Regions from separate parts of the Homo sapiens genome. Here all the other regions are linked to region 2. The links are chromatin contacts, found by Hi-C or POLR2A ChIA-PET in ENCODE. All regions are on one chromosome and are shown on one strand. Each heading gives the region's core, a stretch centred on a gene start or an enhancer-like site at or near the end of the contact. The rest is flanking DNA. Distances are from core to core; before and after follow the strand shown.

What was found. Hi-C counts contacts between places; a loop is a spot of excess contacts on that map. ChIA-PET counts read pairs that join two places held with the same protein, here RNA polymerase II (POLR2A). Pooled maps may share reads with other maps.
Region 1: a pooled map shows a loop between it and region 2 (6-fold over the local background). The contact joins the promoter of PAN2 here to the promoter of STAT6 in region 2. A Hi-C loop is called at or near these places in 6 of 50 pooled maps. POLR2A ChIA-PET finds 5 or more read pairs at or near these places in 5 of 52 experiments (CD4-positive, alpha-beta memory T cell, GM10248, HCT116 and 1 more).
Region 3: a loop to region 2 is called in a pooled map, with 7 times the contacts of the local background. The contact joins the promoter of STAT2 here to the promoter of STAT6 in region 2. A Hi-C loop is called at or near these places in 1 of 37 single-sample maps with no recorded cell type and 6 of 50 pooled maps. POLR2A ChIA-PET finds 5 or more read pairs at or near these places in 6 of 52 experiments (B cell, CD4-positive, alpha-beta T cell, CD4-positive, alpha-beta memory T cell and 3 more).
Region 4: a loop to region 2 is called in a pooled map, with 4 times the contacts of the local background. The contact joins the enhancer-like site here to the promoter of STAT6 in region 2. A Hi-C loop is called at or near these places in 5 of 50 pooled maps. POLR2A ChIA-PET finds 5 or more read pairs at or near these places in 2 of 52 experiments (OCI-LY7 and naive thymus-derived CD4-positive, alpha-beta T cell).
Region 5: a pooled map shows a loop between it and region 2 (6-fold over the local background). The contact joins the promoter of TIMELESS here to the promoter of STAT6 in region 2. A Hi-C loop is called at or near these places in 4 of 50 pooled maps. POLR2A ChIA-PET finds 5 or more read pairs at or near these places in 3 of 52 experiments (A549, WTC11 and activated T-cell).
Region 6: a map of naive thymus-derived CD4-positive, alpha-beta T cell shows a loop between it and region 2 (4-fold over the local background). The contact joins the promoter of TSPAN31 here to the promoter of STAT6 in region 2. A Hi-C loop is called at or near these places in 1 of 168 maps with a recorded cell type or tissue (naive thymus-derived CD4-positive, alpha-beta T cell), 1 of 37 single-sample maps with no recorded cell type and 8 of 50 pooled maps. POLR2A ChIA-PET finds 5 or more read pairs at or near these places in 2 of 52 experiments (CD8-positive, alpha-beta memory T cell and activated B cell).

Annotation. Positions count from the first base shown.
Region 1 is chr12:56,332,356-56,335,354 of GRCh38, forward strand. It overlaps PAN2 (poly(A) specific ribonuclease subunit PAN2), which reads right to left and starts at 1,645. Exons shown (of 26, transcript NM_014871.6): 1 at 1,507-1,645; 2 at 458-853. The coding sequence starts at 739. RefSeq lists enhancers at 1,481-1,650, 1,776-1,995, 1,913-2,082 and cis regulatory regions at 1,550-1,581, 1,566.
Region 2 is chr12:57,109,758-57,112,786 of GRCh38, forward strand. It overlaps STAT6 (signal transducer and activator of transcription 6), which reads right to left and starts at 1,605. Exons shown (of 22, transcript NM_003153.5): 1 at 1,372-1,605. It overlaps LOC124902946 (a long non-coding RNA gene), which reads left to right and starts at 965. Exons shown (of 2, transcript XR_007063334.1): 1 at 965-2,084; 2 at 2,200-3,029. RefSeq lists enhancers at 731-1,678, 1,679-2,624 and a silencer at 2,664-2,823.
Region 3 is chr12:56,358,497-56,361,936 of GRCh38, forward strand. STAT2 (signal transducer and activator of transcription 2) reads right to left here and starts at 1,611. Exons shown (of 24, transcript NM_005419.4): 1 at 1,562-1,611. APOF (apolipoprotein F) reads right to left here. Exons shown (of 2, transcript NM_001638.4): 2 at 2,072-3,440. The coding sequence ends at 2,729. RefSeq lists enhancers at 478-677, 509-678, 1,754-1,933, 2,004-2,093.
Region 4 is chr12:56,572,059-56,575,058 of GRCh38, forward strand. The region is part of intron 5 of RBMS2 (RNA binding motif single stranded interacting protein 2); the gene reads left to right. Among named protein-coding and RNA genes, the nearest start is that of RBMS2, 52 kb to the left of the region's middle. Within about 2 kb of position 1,478, at least 4 of the 41 ENCODE cell types and tissues checked have a DNase peak (open chromatin) inside an H3K27ac peak, as active enhancers do.
Region 5 is chr12:56,447,459-56,450,802 of GRCh38, forward strand. It overlaps TIMELESS (timeless circadian regulator), which reads right to left and starts at 1,968. Exons shown (of 29, transcript NM_003920.5): 1 at 1,852-1,968. MIP (major intrinsic protein of lens fiber) reads right to left here. Exons shown (of 4, transcript NM_012064.4): 4 at 2,044-3,344. RefSeq lists enhancers at 849-1,369, 1,392-1,511, 1,622-1,711.
Region 6 is chr12:57,743,518-57,746,568 of GRCh38, forward strand. TSPAN31 (tetraspanin 31) reads left to right here and starts at 1,522. Exons shown (of 6, transcript NM_005981.5): 1 at 1,522-1,700; 2 at 2,228-2,395; 3 at 2,659-2,739. The coding sequence starts at 1,638. RefSeq lists an enhancer at 2,253-2,332.

The sequences.
Region 1 (2,999 bases), core at 395-2,894, 780 kb before region 2:
CTTTGGCAGCTCTATGCAGGAGGACCATTTGAGCTCAGGAGTTTGAGACAAGCCTGGGCAACATAGTAAGACTAAAAAATTTTTTAAAAATTAGCTGGTCTTGGTTGCGCATGCCTGTAGTCCCAGCTACTTGAGATGCTAAAGTGGGAGGATTGTGTGAGCCCAGGAGATTGAGGCTGCAGTGAGCCATGATCACATTACGCCATTGCACTCTGGCCTAGGCGACAGAGCAAGACCCTGTCTCGAAAAAAAAAAAAAAAAAAAGGGATGCCTCCTGAGAAAGAATATGTCATTTACTCCTAGATCCTAGATTCTCCCTTTATCCCTCCAACCAGACCCAGCTGTCTCATCACTACAACTCCTCGGTACTGGCTATCTGCAAAGCAGCTTCCTTGGGTTAAGACCAGATAAAGACCTTCAACATCTTTCAACCCTCACAAAGGGGTACAGTTCTTACCCCGTGGCTCCCCACCCACAGCATCTCCTCGTGCAAGTCAAAGTGGGAGACGGAAACAGGTACACCCACTTCAGCCACCACGCTGTGCAATTCAGAGTAGACACCTTCCATTATGTGCACTGATTCCTGGACGGGAAGAGCCTCCAAGGCCACTCCCTCTGGGTCCAGCTCCACATTCTGTAGCAGACTTGGGTTCAGGTGGGCATCCAAGACAGGGTCCAGGGCAGAATGCATGGCTGGGGCATATTCTGCCAGTCCAGGGTCCAGACCCTCAAAGTTCATGATGACGATGGCAGCTTACACCTGTGTCACACCCTCCCTTACCACAGTCCCTTTAGATGCCTGACCCAACCTTCAGCAAGACAGCACCGATGGGCCTAGAATGGACATCCTGGCCTGTAAGGGGAAAGAGGTAGCTGAGTCAAGGGTAGGCCCAGGTACTGGTACTTAGGGTCTTCTAGGTTATGGGGGCAGGAGGGAGATGAGGCAGGCATGAGGGATGAGACTGCCAGCCAAAGGATGAAGCAGGCGGGGGAGGGATGGGCAGTGGGGGTGGAGGTGGTAGAACTGTTGTCCCTATCCCTCCTCCGCTAGGCCCTCTGTACTCTCCACCACCCCATTATCTAACCTAATCCTTGACTTCCCTTTCTTCTCACTTCGGACTGCTCACTTGCCTTGTTCAGCCCTGAATCATCAGGTGAAGGGAGCGAGAATTGCGGGGGTTGGAGTTAGGTAGAGGGATTTAAGGTGCTTTCTCCCAGAATTGGGGGTGAAAACGGGTGGATTGGACGGTGGGGAGAACGAGAAGTCAGTTTCCTAGAATCCTCTCCAATAGCTACCCAGGATTCTCTAGAGGAAAACAATAATGGCCAGTTACCCACAATTGGGGCGGGGGCAGGGGAAGGTGACGGAAACGGCTAGTTACCCAGAATTCTCTGGGGGAACCAGAAAAATCGGTTATCTAGAATTCTCCCACGGCAGCGGTGAGGAGGGGGATAGGGCAAGGGTCAGATGTGTTCCTGGGATGCTTACGGGGAATGGGTCATTACCAAGATTTCTCCATGGCGGATATTTTGGAGCGCGTGGAATTAGAACGAGTAGGGGGAGCGCAAGCGCTGTCAGCTCCGCGGGAAATTCCAGTTTCCCCAGTTCTCCCCCACGCCTAGGGCTCAACCTAACCACTACGGCGCCAAGGACCGGGGTCCGAGGCGCTTCTTCCAATCAAGAAGGGCTCGGGGCATATTTTAGCCAATCAGAAGGGCTCCGGGCGCATCTAAGCCAATCAGAAGGAGCCAGGTACGGCGACCCCAGGAGAGAGCGTGTGACGCACGCGCCGGAAAAAGAGGTTACGGGGCGCCGGTGGGACAAACGCAGCCAGACGCCGGACTTGTTGGGTGGCGTTAGAAAGTAACTCTGTTTTTAGTCTTCTTGAACAAAATTACGTCTAGGTTTGAAAACCAAACTTTTATGCTTTCTATAACTTTAGGAACTCTAAAATAAGGGACACACAAGGCAAAGCACTAGGAGTCGCTGTTGGGTATTCCCAGCGGGGCTTAGTCTACCTCCTCTTCCTGCGGTGCCCTAGTGAGCCACTCCGCCACCTCTGACCCTGTTGCCCCCAAAACTCGCTGGCATTTCCTATTATTTCCAGATATGGGAGAGAAAAAAAAGGAAGCGGGAGCCGGACTCCTGACACAGTCCAAGTGGCTGCATCTTCTACAGGCATCCATCTGAAACTCCCATCCGTGATTGTTCCCTCCCCAGAGACCCCGGTAACATTCCCGGGTAACAAGATGCCCCTGGTTATCAAATTCCCCTAGCTCTTGAGGCTGGCTGGACGTTATCCCTCAGAGGGGGATGAGCATGGCAAATTGGGACTTGTTATTCTGAAGGATTCGTGGGTCCTGTGAACTCTAATTACTTTGAAATGGGTCTAGGTTGTGAGATGTCTCAGAGCACTTTAGCTCAGCTGTTATTACTGTTTCTAAAGGCCACATAAAGGGACTCTGATGGGAGACATTCCTCATGGAGGATTCAATTCTATAACATTTCTCTCAATAAAGGCTGGTAAATAGACCTTCATTAAAGGAACCAAGAATTTAAATTTCTAGGACTCAGAGGGGTGGGGTCCTATACCCAGTCAGAGATCCTACCTAGAGCCTAGACCAAGAGAAAAACACAGATGGTCTCTCAAACTGATTTGATCTGACTTCGCAGGTCATTAGATATAGAATCTCCGAAAAAGGTGGATGCTGAGAGACATAGACAGTTCCTACACTTTAAGAAATCTCCATCTTGAGGTCTCAAATTGAGAAAGACTTAACAGACCCATGAGAGTTACAGATCCCTAATAACCTGGGCTAAATAATCCATGTCTGCCGGGCGCAGTGGCTCACGCCTGTAATCCCAGCACTTTGGGAGGCCGAGGTGGGCGGATCACCTGAGGTCGGGAGTTCGAGACCAACCTGACCAATATGGAGAAACCCCGTCTCCACTAAAAATACAAAATTAGCCGGGCCTGGTGACGGGAGCCTGTAATCCC
Region 2 (3,029 bases), core at 355-2,854:
GTTGCATCCCCATTTCCAGGTTCAGGGAGGACTGGGTAACCAGTGGTTTCCCAGGGGCCTCTCAGTTCACGTTTCTCATAATATCCCTCTCCCAGAGATGAGGGAGAGGATGGGATGACAACTCCCCAGGTCTCCCCAAACCCAGTAACCCCAAGTCCTCCTGTTGCACGTTCAGCCTCTCACCTCTCCCAGGCCTCTCAGAGGGATGGAAAATGGAGAGGTCCCTTCTCTGGACGTTTCTGCTCCAAGACCTTCATGCCCCTCTTTCCTCCAGTGCCCACTTACCCCAGCTCTTTTCTCCTCAAGGCAGAATCCTTACCCCTCCTGCTCAGGTTCCTCCAATAGGCCTTTCTCTAGCCCAAGAGAGAAAGGTCCTCTGGAGTGAGTGGGCACCGCTTTCCTCTGCATCCCCTTGCAGAGTGACCAGCCTCCTGGCATGGCCCTGGCTAGAAATATCCAACCCCTCTTCTTCCCCAGCCATCAGGAGGACACATTTCTCCCCACCCCAACCCATAACAAGGCTGGGTCGATTGGCTTGACCAGGACAGGGGCACCTTTTGTCTTCAGCCCCTTGAAGGGGAAGGGAGGGAGGAGCCACGGCGTGAGGGGCGGGGCCAGTGTTACCTCCCAAACTCAGAAGGGAAGCGCAAGGTCTGGGATCCTCGTCCGCCCGCTTGGTGGCCTAAACTCGCTTATCTCAACCCCTATCTGCCCGAGTCCTCTGATTGTGGGACCACAGGATCGAAAGTTAAAACAGCTTCTCTGAGTTGCCCAATGCGTGAATGTGGCGGTGGGGGCAGGCGGGGAGGTGGAGCCAGTTCAGCACGAGGAGGGTTAACTCGGCGCCGCCGCTGGGAAATCTCAGCGTCTACAGCAGCCAAGCGTGGAGCAGTTTTGAGGGGGAAATTCCCCCTCGTCTGGGCCACCATGAGGTCTACATCTGGGGCTTGCTCACGCCCCAGCCACACCCTTGAACAGGAACCTTTAGTGGAGGGCAGGATAGGGGTTTAACAAGGATCCACTGCCCTCTGGCATCAACCTTCCAGGGAGGGGCGGCCACTTCCCCCGACTCAGGGCAGAGGGGCACTCCTTCACCTCCTTTCCCTGACTTTCCATGGCCCTGGGGGTGCAGGGGTGAGGCTGTGAAAACGTGACCCATGGGGGAGGGGAGTACTGAGGCCTGGACCCTCCCAGATTCCTCCAGGAGTTCGAAACTGCTAAAACCCAGTGCCACCAGCCACCAACACTAGCTGAAACCATCTCTTGGGGACCATCCACCCAGCCAGGGGAGGATCCCGAGAGCTCCCCCCACGAATCCACCCCCATGCACTCATAGAGGCCCCCGCACCCACCTCGGAGGCAACCCCTCACCTCGGCAACCCCTCTGCTGTCTTCTCCCTTTCTCAGCGGGCACTTCCAGGCCCCATAGGTCTGTAGCTCTGTCCAGCGAGTTCAAGGCTGGCCCTGCTAGCACCTCCCCCCTTCCACCACCACCACCAAAAAGAAAAATAAGATAAAGCACACACATACATACACACACACACACACACACACACACACACTCCTCTCCCGTCCTCCCTCTTCAGTGTAAGCAGTGGCTGCCCCAGCCCGCTGTTTCCGGCTTCTCCTTCTACCCAGGTCCCTCCCTGGAGCTCTGACGACACAGAGAAGAGAAAGTGGGCTGGAGGAGGAAGAGGAAGAAAGTGGGGTGAATATGTGTGCCTCCTGTGCCGAGTGGGGGAACACGTGGGGGATCAGGACTGGGGTCCAGGCCTTGGAGCCAGGCTTGGGGGGAGGCTGACCCCCACTTACTCTGTCCCCCTCAAAAGCATCAGCTTTTCTCCAGAAAGTCACCCAATATCAAACAGAGATTTGCCACCCCTAACTGCCTGGCTCCCAAACTCAAACTCTGCCAAGGGCTGGGGTTTGGACCCACAAGGGACTGGGCTCCCCAGGGCCTCAGGAAAAGTAAATCCCTCTGGACTCTGCGCTCCCTCCAGTGGAGGACCCTAAAAAGCCGCCAGGGAGCTCGATGCCAGCCAACTCCTAGGTCCCCCTCCCTTCCGGCAGGGAACGCCTTAGAGGTCGGTCTCGTGACCACTGACGGGAGGGAGTGGGGGAGGGGAACCCTCAGCTCAGAATTCTGGAAGACTCTAGGAGTCCCTTGGACTGAAGCTGGTCTTTGCTCTCTCCTCACAGGGCACCCCTCCTGAGACTGTGGTGGGAACCAGCACAAGCCGGAGCTGCTGCCTGCAGATTCACAAGGGGCAAGTTTGAATACGAATCTGCTGTGTTCCTATCTGCCAAGTTCCTATATGTTTCTGGGGTAAACACTGAGACACGCCAAGAAACAAACACACACATGCACAACTTCCCTGACCACAAGACTACACACACACACACACACACACACACACACACGTGCAGGCAGGCTCACAAACAGAGCCCATTGCAATCACAACACCACACACACACACACACACACACACACACACACACACACACAGTCTTGCTCAACTTCTGAGTCATCAACATAACTAGTGGAGGGTTCTGCAGTTTTTGCTGGGGGAGGAGCTGGAGGAGACCAAGGGATCCAGAGAGGCCTTTACTCCCGGACACCTGAGAGCCCCGGTGTGTGGAAGAGGTGGTGTCTGAGGGGCGGTGGGAGGAAGTTTCTACTCCCCTCCTCCCTCCCATAGCAGGGGCTGGGCTGAGGGGCCAAAGCTAGGCCTATGCTGCCCCCTGGTGCCTGAATTGATTTCCAGAACCAGCTCCTCCTCCTCCATCCCTTGCTACCCCGCAGGTCTGTACATGAGTGCACGTGTGTGGACCCAGCCAGGCAGCAGAGGGTTTGAACACAGCAAAATATAGCAGTTAAAAGACTGGACTGTGGATACAGGCTGCTTGGGTTCAAATCCTGCTAATGCTGCTAACCACACAACCCTGAGCAATTTACTCTGTGATTCATTCTCGTCATCTGTAAAATGGAGCAAATAAGTCTTAACCCATAATGTGAGAATAAAATGCAG
Region 3 (3,440 bases), core at 361-2,860, 750 kb before region 2:
TGGCCTCCCAAAGTGCTGGGATTACAGGGGTGAACCACCATGCCCGGCCACCTGAAGCTTTTTTAGGAGCCAAATCTTTTTGGTGGTCAGGTAAGTACACCATATAAACTGCCCTCCATATAGGAAGGAGGAGCTCCATTCTAGAAGACATCTAAATGCTGTGCAATGGGTGGCTCAATCCCAAGAATATGACACGTTTATGACCTGTGAATCTTGAATATGATTATAGGTTATCAACTTTGTGAGATCCTGAAACTTCACTTAAAATTGTTGCCTGTAATCCCAGCTACTCAAGAGGCTGAGGCAGGAGAATGGCTTGTACCCAGGAGGCAGGGGTTGCAGTAAGCAGAGATCACATCACTACACTCCAGCCTGGGTGACAAAGCAAGACTCTGTCTCAAAAGAACAACAAATTGGTTTTTGCCTGTCACCAAGCAGGCTGTCCCATGCATCTTTCTCCCCACTGTTCCCTGCTCACTGCCAGCTGGTGTCTATTTAGGAAACTGAAACTTATGCTTGTTGCAGCCTGAGCCTAACAGAACAGAATTCATGCATATTTGTGGTCTAAAAAGGTCACATGATTTTATTACAAAATAAAGAGAAATGCTTGGGGTGGGAGAGTCTTCTACTAACATGAATAACATCAGCTGCCTTTCTACCTCCAGCAGGAACAAGGGAAGGGAGGGATTGGGCAGGGGCTATTTTCATTTTAACTCTTTTAGTAGTGCTTGATTTTTAAAACTATGTATCTGTATTGCTTTTATGATACCAAAAAAAAGTTAAAAAAATGATCAGGTGGCCAGGCATGATGGCTCATGCCTGTAATCCCAGCACTTTGTGAGGCCCACAAGACGAGAGGATGGCTTGAGCCCAGGAGTTTGAGACCAAGCTTGAGCAACATAGTGAGATTCCATCTCCAAAAAAAAATTAATGATGAGGTCCCAATTCTTGAGGATTTAAGTGTCTGATATTAAAGGAGCAAGTCAGCAAAGATTCAAATATGAAAACAAAACAAAAAACCTGGTCTCCCCAAATGGATTGCAAACACTGAGGTTAAGGGCTGAAACAATTTTTTCTCATTATCTCTCATTCTTAGGCACATATTTTGCACTCAAGAAGCTTTTCTGAAATGAACTGAATTTTGTGTGTGACCTTAGGCAATCGTTTCATCTTTCAGTAGCTTATACTTTTTAACAAAACAAGGATAATAGATTTATCTATCTTTGTTTTTAGATTTATCTATCTTTGAACATCGTTTTTTGGTGAAGATAAAAAATAATGCAGAGCAGAGGGAAAAACGTCAGATACCGAACCAACATAACAATGCCAGATTCCGGGTCTCGGAAGCTGCAGGGCAGTTTTGGGAGAGGGGCATTAGGGTTAGGGAGATAGGCTGGACAGAAGAAGATCGAGGACCGAGCAGGCGACAGCTCCTATTTCAATCTGGGGACCGAAGCTACCCTCTCCAGGGGGTAACCCCTGGGGCCAGTCGCCCTTCCCTCGGAGGAACTCTCACTCTCACCCCCACCCCTACCCCAGCACACCCTCTCAGGGCCCGTACCTGATTAGGGTTGCAGTCCCCGCGCCCTCCAATGGCTCTGGTCGCGACTTCCCGTCCCTAGTATGAGCTCGGGTACTAGAACCTCGCGCCCCGCCTACAACTTCGGCTAACCCCCCTCGGACCCGCCCCCTTGTAGTTGGCAGCGGAAGTCCGGAGCGGCCCCCATTCCCAGCCGCCACCCCGACACTGGCTGCCATTCAGTCAAGCCCTTCCCAGACTGCGAGCTCACTGGCGCCGCCGCAACTCCGCCCCTCCGCAGGGCGGGACAAGCTGAGCCGAAACCACACCTGCAGCTTCAGCGATTGGTGGAGAAGTTCAAGTAGGCACTTTCTACGAGGGGAGGAGTCCAATTAGTGGACTAGCCCAAGACTGAAACAGCTGATTTTCGAGAACCCGCGCGTGAGCCCCGGAACCGAAACTAGCTTGAGGAGCCTGGAGACGCCAAGGGCTCCATGGGAAGGGGTGGGACCGGAATTTCGACGCCTTGGGATAGGAAGAGGAGGGCTGAGGTAATGAAAACAATTTTTTTTTATTTTTATTTTTTGAGACATGGTCTCGCTCTGTCACCCAGGCTGGAATGCAGCGGCGCGATCTCGGCTCGCTGCAGCCTCGACCTCCCAGGCTCAGGTGATTCTCCCGCCTCAGCCTCCCAGGTAGTTGGGACTACAAGCGTGCATAACTCCGCCAGGATAATTTTTTGTATTTATTGTAGAGACGGGGTTTCGCCATGTTGCCCAGGCTGATCTTGAACTCCTGACCTCAGGTGATCATCCCGCCTCAGCCTCTCACAGTGCTGGGATTACAGGCGTGAGCCACCGCACCTGGCTAATAGCTATTTATTGAAAGTACTGTGATAAGCATTTTAGATTCATTGTATCATTTTAAATTTACAGGGCAACTCATTGAGGTTAAAATCATTCTATCTCCTTTAGAAACTTCAAAACTGATCTTAGTTCAAGAAAGAAGTTACTATTCAGTGATCACCGAGGCTCTAACAAGTGGAGCCTAGATTCGAAACCAAACCCTGTGACTTCAACACCCAAACATTTACGTTCTTACGTTTTACTGTACAGCCTTCCTCCTGGATAAATCAGATTAAAATTTTGAAGACATGTATATAGCTTGTCAGGGTAGTACAGTTATTAATTCTGTGGTTACCACATTCTTTTATATCTCAAGACTCCCAGCCCCAGGATCTAAGTCATAGCTCTTGATTATGGCCCACCCCCAGTAGGGAGCTGAACTTACTACTTCTGATATGAAAGAAGCCAGAGTAGTTGTTTCTTCCAAGTCACTCACATCTGAGATGGCCCTCAAACCCTCCTTGGTGGTCTCCGGCTGAGAGATGTTTGCGTCTTTCTGATCTTGGTAATACTGGATCAACTGCTGAACCCCAGACCTTAATGCAGGTTTAAGTGCAGCACTGATCGCTAGACCCATAGGCCCCCCTGACATCCCAGCCATGGTCATCAGAAGGTCATATCCCAGATCTATGGCCCCATCTCGGCCTCGTTCCCTGGCCTTGCCCAGGCAGTTTTGAGTAGCATAATACAAAGCTGTGCCCAGGTTGTAGAAGGTTCCCACTCCTGGCAGCAGCTGGACTACATTGTGCACAGCTTGCTCCTTCTCATTCTCACAGTCCTCTGTCGGGAGGGAGCGCCCGACCCTTCCTGTGCTTTGCTGCTCCCTGGCTAACAGCTGCAGAGCAGAGGCCAGGGCTTCCACTGACACGTTCCTCTCTGTGCTTCTGCCTTTCTGGAGCCCTCGAAGATGCTGGATGAGGACCTGTGTAGCATTCACACCACCCTGGCGGTAGAGCTGTAGCTGTAGAGCCCAAACATCAGCCTGACAACCAGCTTCCTCCAGGGCATTCCTTAGA
Region 4 (3,000 bases), core at 228-2,727, 540 kb before region 2:
CAGGCATATCACCTGAGGTCAGGAGTTTGAGACCAGCCTGGCAAACATGGTGAAACCCCGTCTCTACTAAAAATACAAAAATTAGCCAGACGTGGTGGCGCATGCCTGTAATCCCAGCTACTCAGGAGGCTGAGGCAGGAGAATTGCTTGAACCTGGGAGGCAGAGGTTGCAGTGAGCTGAGATCGCACCACTGCACTGCAGCCTGGGGAACAGAGTGAGACTCTGTCTCAAAAAAAAAAAAAAAAAAAAGGTTCATTTTATTATAGGTTACAATACTCAAAAACCCATTAGCCCCACCTAAATATTTTTTTTATAAAGATGGGGTCTTGCTGTGTTGCCCAGGCTGCTCTTGAACATCTGGGCTCAAGTGATCCTCCTGCCTCAGCCACCTAAGCAGTTGGGATTACAGGCATGAGCCACCACACTCGGCTAAGCTCCCTACTACTTCCTAGGGAAGTACTCTAGGCTTTGTTCCTTTAATCCAGACCCAACCAGAGTAAAAAATTCTGTATATTCTTATAGTTTACTGAGTATTTCTCATCTTGTCTCATTTAATCTTTACAACATCCCTGTGAGATAAATATTCTCTATCTTACAGATGAGGAAAGTGAACTCTTCAGTAGAAATGATTTGCCCAGGGTCTTACAGGAGTGGGTGTTAGAGCAGAGCCCTGATCCTTCTGGCTTTGAGAGCAGTAGGATGAGGTAGAAGTTTTGATCTTCCTTTTCAGATCTGTTGGGAGACCTGTATTCCAGAACAATTCTGCACCTGTGATATCAGAGCTTGTGAGCCTTGGTTCACTCTCTGAAGTGGAGATTGATTCAGATGAGTAATTTTCCCACAGTATTCCCTATACCTGCAGTTTTCCCAGGTGCCCTTCTTTGGGCTTTGGTATCTGCCCTCACTGTCGTAGGGTATCAGCCTCCCTTAGCCCACTTAAGAAATGGCTCTGCTTTTATTTATTTTAAGATTTTATTTGAAAGGAGATTCTTTTGACTTTTTTTTTTTTTTTTAGTTTCAAAATGACTGGACTAAGTGAGCCAAGCACCCCTTTTTGCTTTATATCTTGTCTGGTCCGTGAACACCCCCTTACTCTGAGTGTTTCAGACCTTGGGAACAAGAAATAGTTTCTCTTGGCTGGGCGTGGTGGCTCACGCCTGTAATCCCAGCACTTTGGGAGGCTGAGGCGGGTGGATCACCTGAGGTCAGGAGTTTGAGACCAGCCTGGCCAACCTGGTGAAACCCCGTCTCTACTAAAAATACAAAAATTAGCTGGGTATGGTGGCGGGCTCCTGTAGTCCCAGCTACTCGGGAGGCTGAGGCAGGAGAATCACTTGAACCCGGGAGGCGGAGGTTGCAGTAAGCCGAGATCGCGCCATTGCATTCCAGCCTGGGCAGCAAAGCGAGACGCCATCTCAAAAAAAAAAAAAAAAAAAAAAAAAAGAAGAAGAAGAAAAGAAATAGTTCCTCTTCCCCAGCTGACTCAAGCTTAGTAGCACCACCTGCTGGCAATCCCGTGTATATCTAAAGGAGAGTTCCTAGGCTTGGGACCATCGAACTTATTTTGCAGGTTGAGCAGAGGTTCTTAACCTTTCTCAGTTTGTGCCACCCTTAGTTATCTAATAGTTTTTCACCCTAGACCAAAAGAAATACCTAACAGTTCAATTTATTAAGTAACTGAATGGTCCACACTTTTTTTTTTTTTTTTTGAGACGGAGTCTCGCTCTGTCGCGTACCACAGGTGCGTACCACCACGCCTGGCTAATTTTTGTATTTTTGTTGTTGTTGTTGTTGTTGTTGAGACGAAGTCTCACTCTGTTGCCCAGGCTGGAGTGCAATGGCACAATCTTGGCTCACTGCAACCTCTGCCTCCCGGGTTCAAGTGATTCTCCTGCCTCAGCCTCCTGAGTAACTGGGATTACAGGCGCCCGCCACCATGCCCAGCTAATTTTTGTATTTTTAGTAAAGATGTGGTTTCACCAGGTTGTCCAGGCTGTTCTCGAACTCCTGACCTCAGGTTATCCAGCCGCCTCAGCCTCCCAAAGTGCTAGGATTACAGGCATGAGCCACTGCGCCCAGCCAGTCCACACAACTTTTTAAAAAAATTTCCTGACAGCAGTAACTTCATGGTCCATACAGCTTAAGAAGTGTTTATGCTTTAACAACTTTGTAGCTGTTTGAAAAAATAATACACAAACATTGAAAGAGAGCATGTCTTTATTTCATTCTAACTATACTTACTAATGGAATATGTGCCTGTTGGAATTGCACAACTTCTCAAAATTTGGTATCAGAATGGACACCTACACACTCATTTCCTGTTACGTATTGGTTTTCTTATGGTATTTGCTTTTGTCATAGCAACTATTTAAACCCAGCTTTGTGAAAATATGATGTTATCTATCAAAAGGATTGTAGGGGGAACTAATGTTGAAGCAGTGTACAATTTTGAGTTAGTAGTGCACACATTCTCCAACAGATATTGCTGTTTTTCTTCAAAGAGTTAAAATAACCCTCGTTGTGACCCTCTGAGTTCACCACAGCCACCCACAGTGCCTGAGAGCACAGTTTAGGAACTGTGGCTTTAGAGACTTTTGAAAAACTATGAAATCTCTTATATGTTTCTATGTTAATGTCTACAAGTTTTCTTCATATATTCAGATTCATGCAAAGTATGATTTCCAGCAAATTATAAATATTGGCATTTAAAATAAAACTGTTACTTCGTTTAAAAATGTATTCAAATGAGATCTAAATATCATAGCAATCTGATACACAAATCATTCATTTAAAAAATACCTGACTTTGGCCGGACTCCGTGACTCACGCCTATAATCCTAGCACTTTGGGAGGCCGAGGCGGGCGGATCATGAGGTCAGGAGATCGAGATCATCCTGGCTAACATGGTGAAACCCCATCTCTACTAAAAATACAAAAAATTAGCCGGGCGTGGTGGCGGGCGCCTGTAGTCCCAGCTTACTCGGAAGGCTGATGCTGGA
Region 5 (3,344 bases), core at 718-3,217, 660 kb before region 2:
AGAGTTTGGAGCTAAAGATTTGGAGGCATCAGGATGTAAGATGGTGTGAGTGCAGTGAGAGGAGGAAGGAAGCCAGGAAGGACTTCTTGATGACCCTTTCACTGTAACCACAGAAGACTCAATTACATGTGTTTTCCTTAGGACTTGAGTTCCTTAAGGGTCGGGAACTCTCCATCCTACTCATCTCTGTAAGCCTGGCGCTAAGCACAGTGCATGGTACATGTTAGGAGCTCAGTAACCTTTTATTGATCTTTTATTGAGCTGTATCAGTGCCCCTGGTAATAGAGGGGGGTAAAAAACTTCAGGGACACACAGGAAGAAGTGACTAACTTGGCATAGGAAGCTGGATACATTGATTTTCAGAGGGACAATTAAGCTCAGTCTTCAAAGAGAAGTTCGCTTGGCAGAGCAGTGTCAAGATCTTCCAAGCAGAAGGAACAGCAGGAACTAAGTACTGAGATATGAAAGAGGGCAGCCACAATCTTTCCACGTGGCCAGGAGTCAGGTGCGTAAGAGATTTACAAAATGAGATTGAGAGGGTCAGGGCCAGACTGAGAGGCCACAGACACCCACCTACGGATTTAAGGCTAACTGTGGGTGGTCAAAGAGGAGTTTTAAATTTAACATCAGATGATCTACCTTTACTTTGTACAAAGTACTAGTAGGGCCGGGTGTGGTGGCTCACACCCGTAATCCCAGCACTGTGGGAGGCCGACGCGGGCGGATCATTTGAGGTCAGGAGTTCGAGACCGGCCTGGCCAACATGGTGAAACCCCATCTCTACTAAAAATACAAAAATTAGCCGGGCGTGGTGGCGGGCAGCTGTAATCCCAGCTCCTGGGGAGGCTGAGGCAGGAGAATCGCTTGAACTGGGGAGGCGGAGGTTGCAGTGAGCCGAGATCGGACCACTGCACTCCAGCCTGGGCGACAGAGCCAGACTCCATCTCAAAAACAAAACAAAACAAAACAACCAAAAAAAACAAACAGGCCAGGCGCGGTGGCTCACGCCTATAATCCCAGCACTTTGGGAGGCCGAGGCGGGCGGATCACGAAGTCAGGAGTTTGAGATCATCCTGACCAATAAGGTGAAACCCCCATCTCTACTAAAAAAAATACAAAAATTAGCCGGGCATGGTGGCGCGCGCCTGTAATCCCAGCTACTCAGGAAGCTGAGGCAAGAGAATCGCTTGAACCCGGGAGGCGGAGGTTGCAGTGAGCCGAGATGGCGCCACTGCACTCCATCCTGGGCGACAGAACGAGACTCCGTCTCAAAATAAAATAAAATAAATAAAAAATTGAAAGTACTAGTCGAAGCACGAATGGCAAAGAATTGAGAGGCTCAAGGAAAAAAGCTTCATTAGCGGCTGAGGTCCAGGTGACAAACCCGAACAAGGCAACGAAGGGAGGGAGTGAGAAATCCGTTCCATAAAACCCACGATATAAGTAAAGCGGCCTGTGAATTCCGACCACTGCTGACCGCCAGGCCACACACCGGTTTTTTTCAGGAGGTCTCAACTAGATGCTAAGCTCCGAAGTGGAACTCCCTCAGGCACTTTCTGTTCTAATTCAGGAATTCCAAGCCCCTTTCCATCACAACCCCATCCCGCGGGAGACCCAAGCTGTGCGGAGCAGCGTAGGGCTAAGCCCGCGTCCGGTGAGACCCGGGAACGCGGCGCGGGAGACTAAGGAGCAGAGTACAGAATTGCGCGTGCGCGCCTGCAGCACGAGCCCCGCCCCCTGGCTCTAAACCGGGTGGCGGGAAAAGGGACTCAGCGTTTCCCGAGAATGCCCCCATAGCTTCGAAAGGATCCCCGTGTCCGCTTAGCGCCCTCTCGCCACACACTCACTCACCCGCTCCCTGCGGGTCCTCAGAAGCCCGGAGGAGCCACCGGCCCTCTGGCGCGGGGCCGCAGCCTTTCCGCCACCAGGCTCAGCTGGACCGGTCCCCGCCTGCGCGAAGAGCGAGGCGGGGCGAGCCGGGCTGGTCCACGTGACTCCGAGCGAACTGGGGCGGAGATTGGTGAAGAAGGAAGGAAAAGGGAAGCGAGTGCAGGGACTGTTTTATGTGAGGTCGATCTAAAAATCACAGCGCTATGAATTTTCTGCTGAATTATAGTAGAATCAAAGTCCGATTAGAGGTGAATTTACAAACATTCTTCCCCTTCTTCTAGTCAAGCGGACTATTCCAAGTCTTAAATAGTTAGTTAGAAAAGTTAGGTTTTATTTGGGAGGAAGTAAAGAGCTGAAGTACAGGGAGGAATGGTCTTCTGGGATAGGGGATGTCCGTTGTATTATAGGTATAAATTTAAAGCTTTCAAAGTATGCAAGAGGCTCATAAAAGGAAGAAAGCAACCGTAAATATTCATTGAACAGTTGAGGGTCTCTTCTGGCCTCTGCTGAGATGATCTTGCCAAAAGGAAAAGAAAATAGGGCTGTGCTCTGGCCCCCTGTAATCCCAGCTACTGGGGAGGCTGAAGCAGGAAGATCGCTTGAGCCCAGGATTTCTAGACTGTAGTGTGCGATGATCGTGCCTGTGAATATCCATTGCACTCCAACCTGGTCAACATAGTAAGACCCCCTCTCAAAAAAAAAAAGAAGATAGGGCTCAAACAAATAATAATCTCCTGAATTATTAAGCATTTGAATAGAAGGAATCAATTTCTGGGGTATGAGGGAGTTAGAAGAGATTTGCTTCAAGATGAAAGGACGGATGACAGAGAAATGAAAATACACAGACACAAAACAAGAAAAAAAACACGGAACTAGTGATAAAAGCAGAAAGATGCCATTTGAGGAGTGTTTTGATTTGCTCTAAATAAATTAGAACAGAGTCAAAGCCTCTCCCCTCATGCCCCCTACTACCACCCGTTCATTTATTTGCTCCAGGAATCAGATTTCCTGTGTTGGCCTTAGGGAACAATTGTGGGGCTTAAATACCATCTGCCAGGCAGCCACAACAGTGGATGTCAGGCTGACCAGTTAAGCTGCTTAATTTTTCTAGATTCTAGGCTTGCCCAAGCTCTATTTAGGTTGGAAGCTCTTTGGCCCAGGACCTCTGAAGAGATCCATTATGTCAGAATGAACACAACCAGCCAGCGGATGTAGACAGGTTTACGTGGCTTTACAGAACAGCTAAATCCTAGTGTTCACTTTTCTCAGAGCTACTTCCCCACCCAAGTCCCTGGGGCAAGCATCCCTAAGATAAGTAGGCTATATATTCCCATTAACTTCCCCCCAATTCTTCGGTACACCTACATCCTGATCTGGGGCTAATACTCCGTTTTCACCACCCACCTCCCTTGAGTCCCTTCTCCTAACCCTTGGAAGCCTTGTCTCCTCCACTT
Region 6 (3,051 bases), core at 272-2,771, 630 kb after region 2:
GCGGGCACCTGTAATCCAGCTACTCGGGAGGCTGAGCCAGGCAGGAGAATTGTTTGAACCCGGGAGGTGAAGGTTGCAGTGAACTGAGATCGCGCCACTACACTCCAGCCTGGGCGACAGAGGGAGACTCTGTCTCAAAATAATAATAATGATAATAACTTAATTACCTTGTTTCAAGACCCAAACACCTCTCTCGCCCTGTCAAACATCTATTCTCCTGCATACCTTTTTGGTATTAATTTCTGTAAGAGTTTATATAAATACTGTGTAGTTAAAGATAAGGGAATTGAGGTTGGAATTGCCCACAGGAACCTGTAAAATGACCTGAAAAGTAATAACTAACATTGAGTGTTTACTATATGCCAGGTACTGTTCTAAGTATTCTACATATATTAACTCATTTAATTCTTACAACCCAAGAGGTAGGGTGTGTTGTTATTTATCCCCATTTTACAGATGAGGAAACACGCACAGACAGTTTCTAAGTGCCTGGCCAAAGGTTACGCAGCTAGGAAGTGGCAATCTGACTGTGGCAGTAAGTCTATAGAATCTAAGTACACACAAACTTAAATCATTCTGTTGAGTTGATTGGAGGGTTTTCTTTTTTGTTCCTACTGTTTCTTTCTCCTGGGGAAGAGAAGGATTATGCCTTTCCCTACCCCCGTGAGAAGGACGGTTTGTCAAAGCACTTACTAGATAATAAAGTTGTTGATCAGCCTACCCCCAAGTGAAAAGGTGGAGGCTCCTTCCACTTATATTTATGTAAATGAGACTCTTCCTCTTGCCTGCCGTTTTTTTGCAAGCCCTAGATCAGGCGTGTACTCTGAAAATGCTGAGCACACCCCTCTGTGCACTTGTGGCAATGCCACATACAGGAATGCGCTGGCCTGAGGCCGCTATTTCCACACTGAATTTCTGGTATATTCACACCCCTTTAGGAGGAGATATGGAACAGGACATGGGTACTAGAGGACACACAAACGTGTGATGATTTGCTGGGTGTTGCTGTGTCCAACCCGCGGACTCTGCGGCCGGGCTAAATAAGCTCAATATGTGGCTCCTTTGGGTGTTCCCGAGCGTGACGCAATAACAAAACAATGGCGTCATCGTGAGGTCACTGCAGAACAGGGGGAAGGGGGTGGGGAAGGGCCCTCCTTCTACGGGCGGAGCCCTTTTTGCCCAGCTCTCAGAGCGGCCCCCTACCCGCCCCTCCCGCCGTCTCCCCTTCACCTAAGTTCCTCCAGAGCCGTCTCCCTGGGAATTAGCCCTCTCCTAACTCCGACCACAGAAAGCTCAGCTTTCAACCTAAGCTTTTGGAGTTTAGGCTGTAGTCCCTAAGAGAGTCTCTAGAAACCCTGCCCCTAGTTTTAAGTTTCGCCCAATGAAAAAACAAAAGGAGAGGGACAGAAGGCGGGTCGGTGACGTAATGCGGGTTGATTGGCATGCAGGCCTTGGACGTCCAGGATTAGCCACGCATTTCGCCAATCCAGAGGCAGGGGAGGGACGGTGCAGGCGCAGAGTATTGGGTTTGGCTGGCCTCGATTTAAAGAGACAGAAGCTGTCGGGGTCCTGGAAGACGGTCCCCAATACCCTCCCCCCAAGTCCTTGGGACCACTTGGGTCCCCAGAGCTGGGGAGATGGTTTGTGGCGGCTTTGCCTGCTCCAAGAATGCGCTTTGCGCTCTCAACGTGGTCTACATGGTGAGGTTTTGGAGGTGGGGGAAGCTTCAAGGCGGAAAGGCCCCGTGGGGAGAATCTCTAGGGTACTTCCGGTGGGGAGAGGGGTGTATGGGGGTTCCGGGAAGATTCCCAGGAACTTCCGGCGACGAGGGAATTCCTGGGGACTTCCGTGGGAGAGAGGAGACTTCCGGTTGATTAAGGGGGTTTGTCTGAGGGTGGGGGAATGAACTGAAGGCCGTGGGCGTAAGTTCCATACCTCCTTCCTGTGAACCTCAGTTTCTTCCAAACTGGAAGTGATAGGATGATCCTGAGGGTTCATCTTTTGCATTCATACTACCATCCCTGCCACCCCCTCCCCGCCATCCTAGCCATTCTAACCTTTGGGAGTGCCTAGGGATGCTCCCGGTGCGGATAGCACCATCCCCAGCTCCCATTCACACACTATTCCATTATTCCTTCCCCCTGCCCCGCTCCCAAGTCCTCTTGTATGGCCTTGGGCTGTGCCGCATGCTAGAATTGTTGAGATGTATCCTGCTCTTTCTTCGTAGCTGGTGAGCTTGTTGCTCATTGGAGTGGCTGCTTGGGGCAAGGGCCTGGGTCTGGTGTCCAGCATCCACATCATCGGCGGAGTCATTGCTGTGGGAGTCTTCCTTCTCCTTATTGCAGTGGCTGGACTGGTGGGTGCTGTCAACCACCACCAAGTCCTGCTGTTCTTTGTATCCTGACCTGAAGTGATGGGGGCAACCGGGGGCTTGGGAGGGCTGTCATCTAAGGAAGATGTTAGAAGGGTAGGGGACCTCAGGGATCTTGGACACGTCTCCTTGCCCTGCCCTGTCCCATAATCTACGAAACAAGAGCTGATTTTATTGCTTTCAATTTGACATGGTGGTGTAAGTTCTATGAACAGATGAGACCAGACAGTTATTATAGATGAAACATAAAGGAATCTAGGACTTTTTTCCATAACCTTTCCTCTCAGTACATGATCATCCTTGGTTTGGTCTTCATCTTCCAATTTGTAATCTCTTGCTCATGTCTGGCTATTAACCGAAGCAAACAGGTAAGACAGTACCCTTTCAAGTACTTACTTGCTTTTTAAAATTTTCCTCTTAACCTCGAACTCCTTCCTTAGTCTGGCCCCAACTACCCAAAGATCATCCTTAGGTGCACTGCTTCTGGCCTCTTGGGCTATTTGCTTCCTCTGGGATGTCTGGTTAATTTTCCATGAGGATGATCTAGAGAACCTCAAAAGGTAGATATTTATCGTGTCTATAATTGTTGCACACCGTTATGCTTCTGTTTGACTTCCTTTGCTGGGCTAGGGAAATTGAGGCACTTGAACTGATAACAGGATGTAGGGAGACTTAATTTC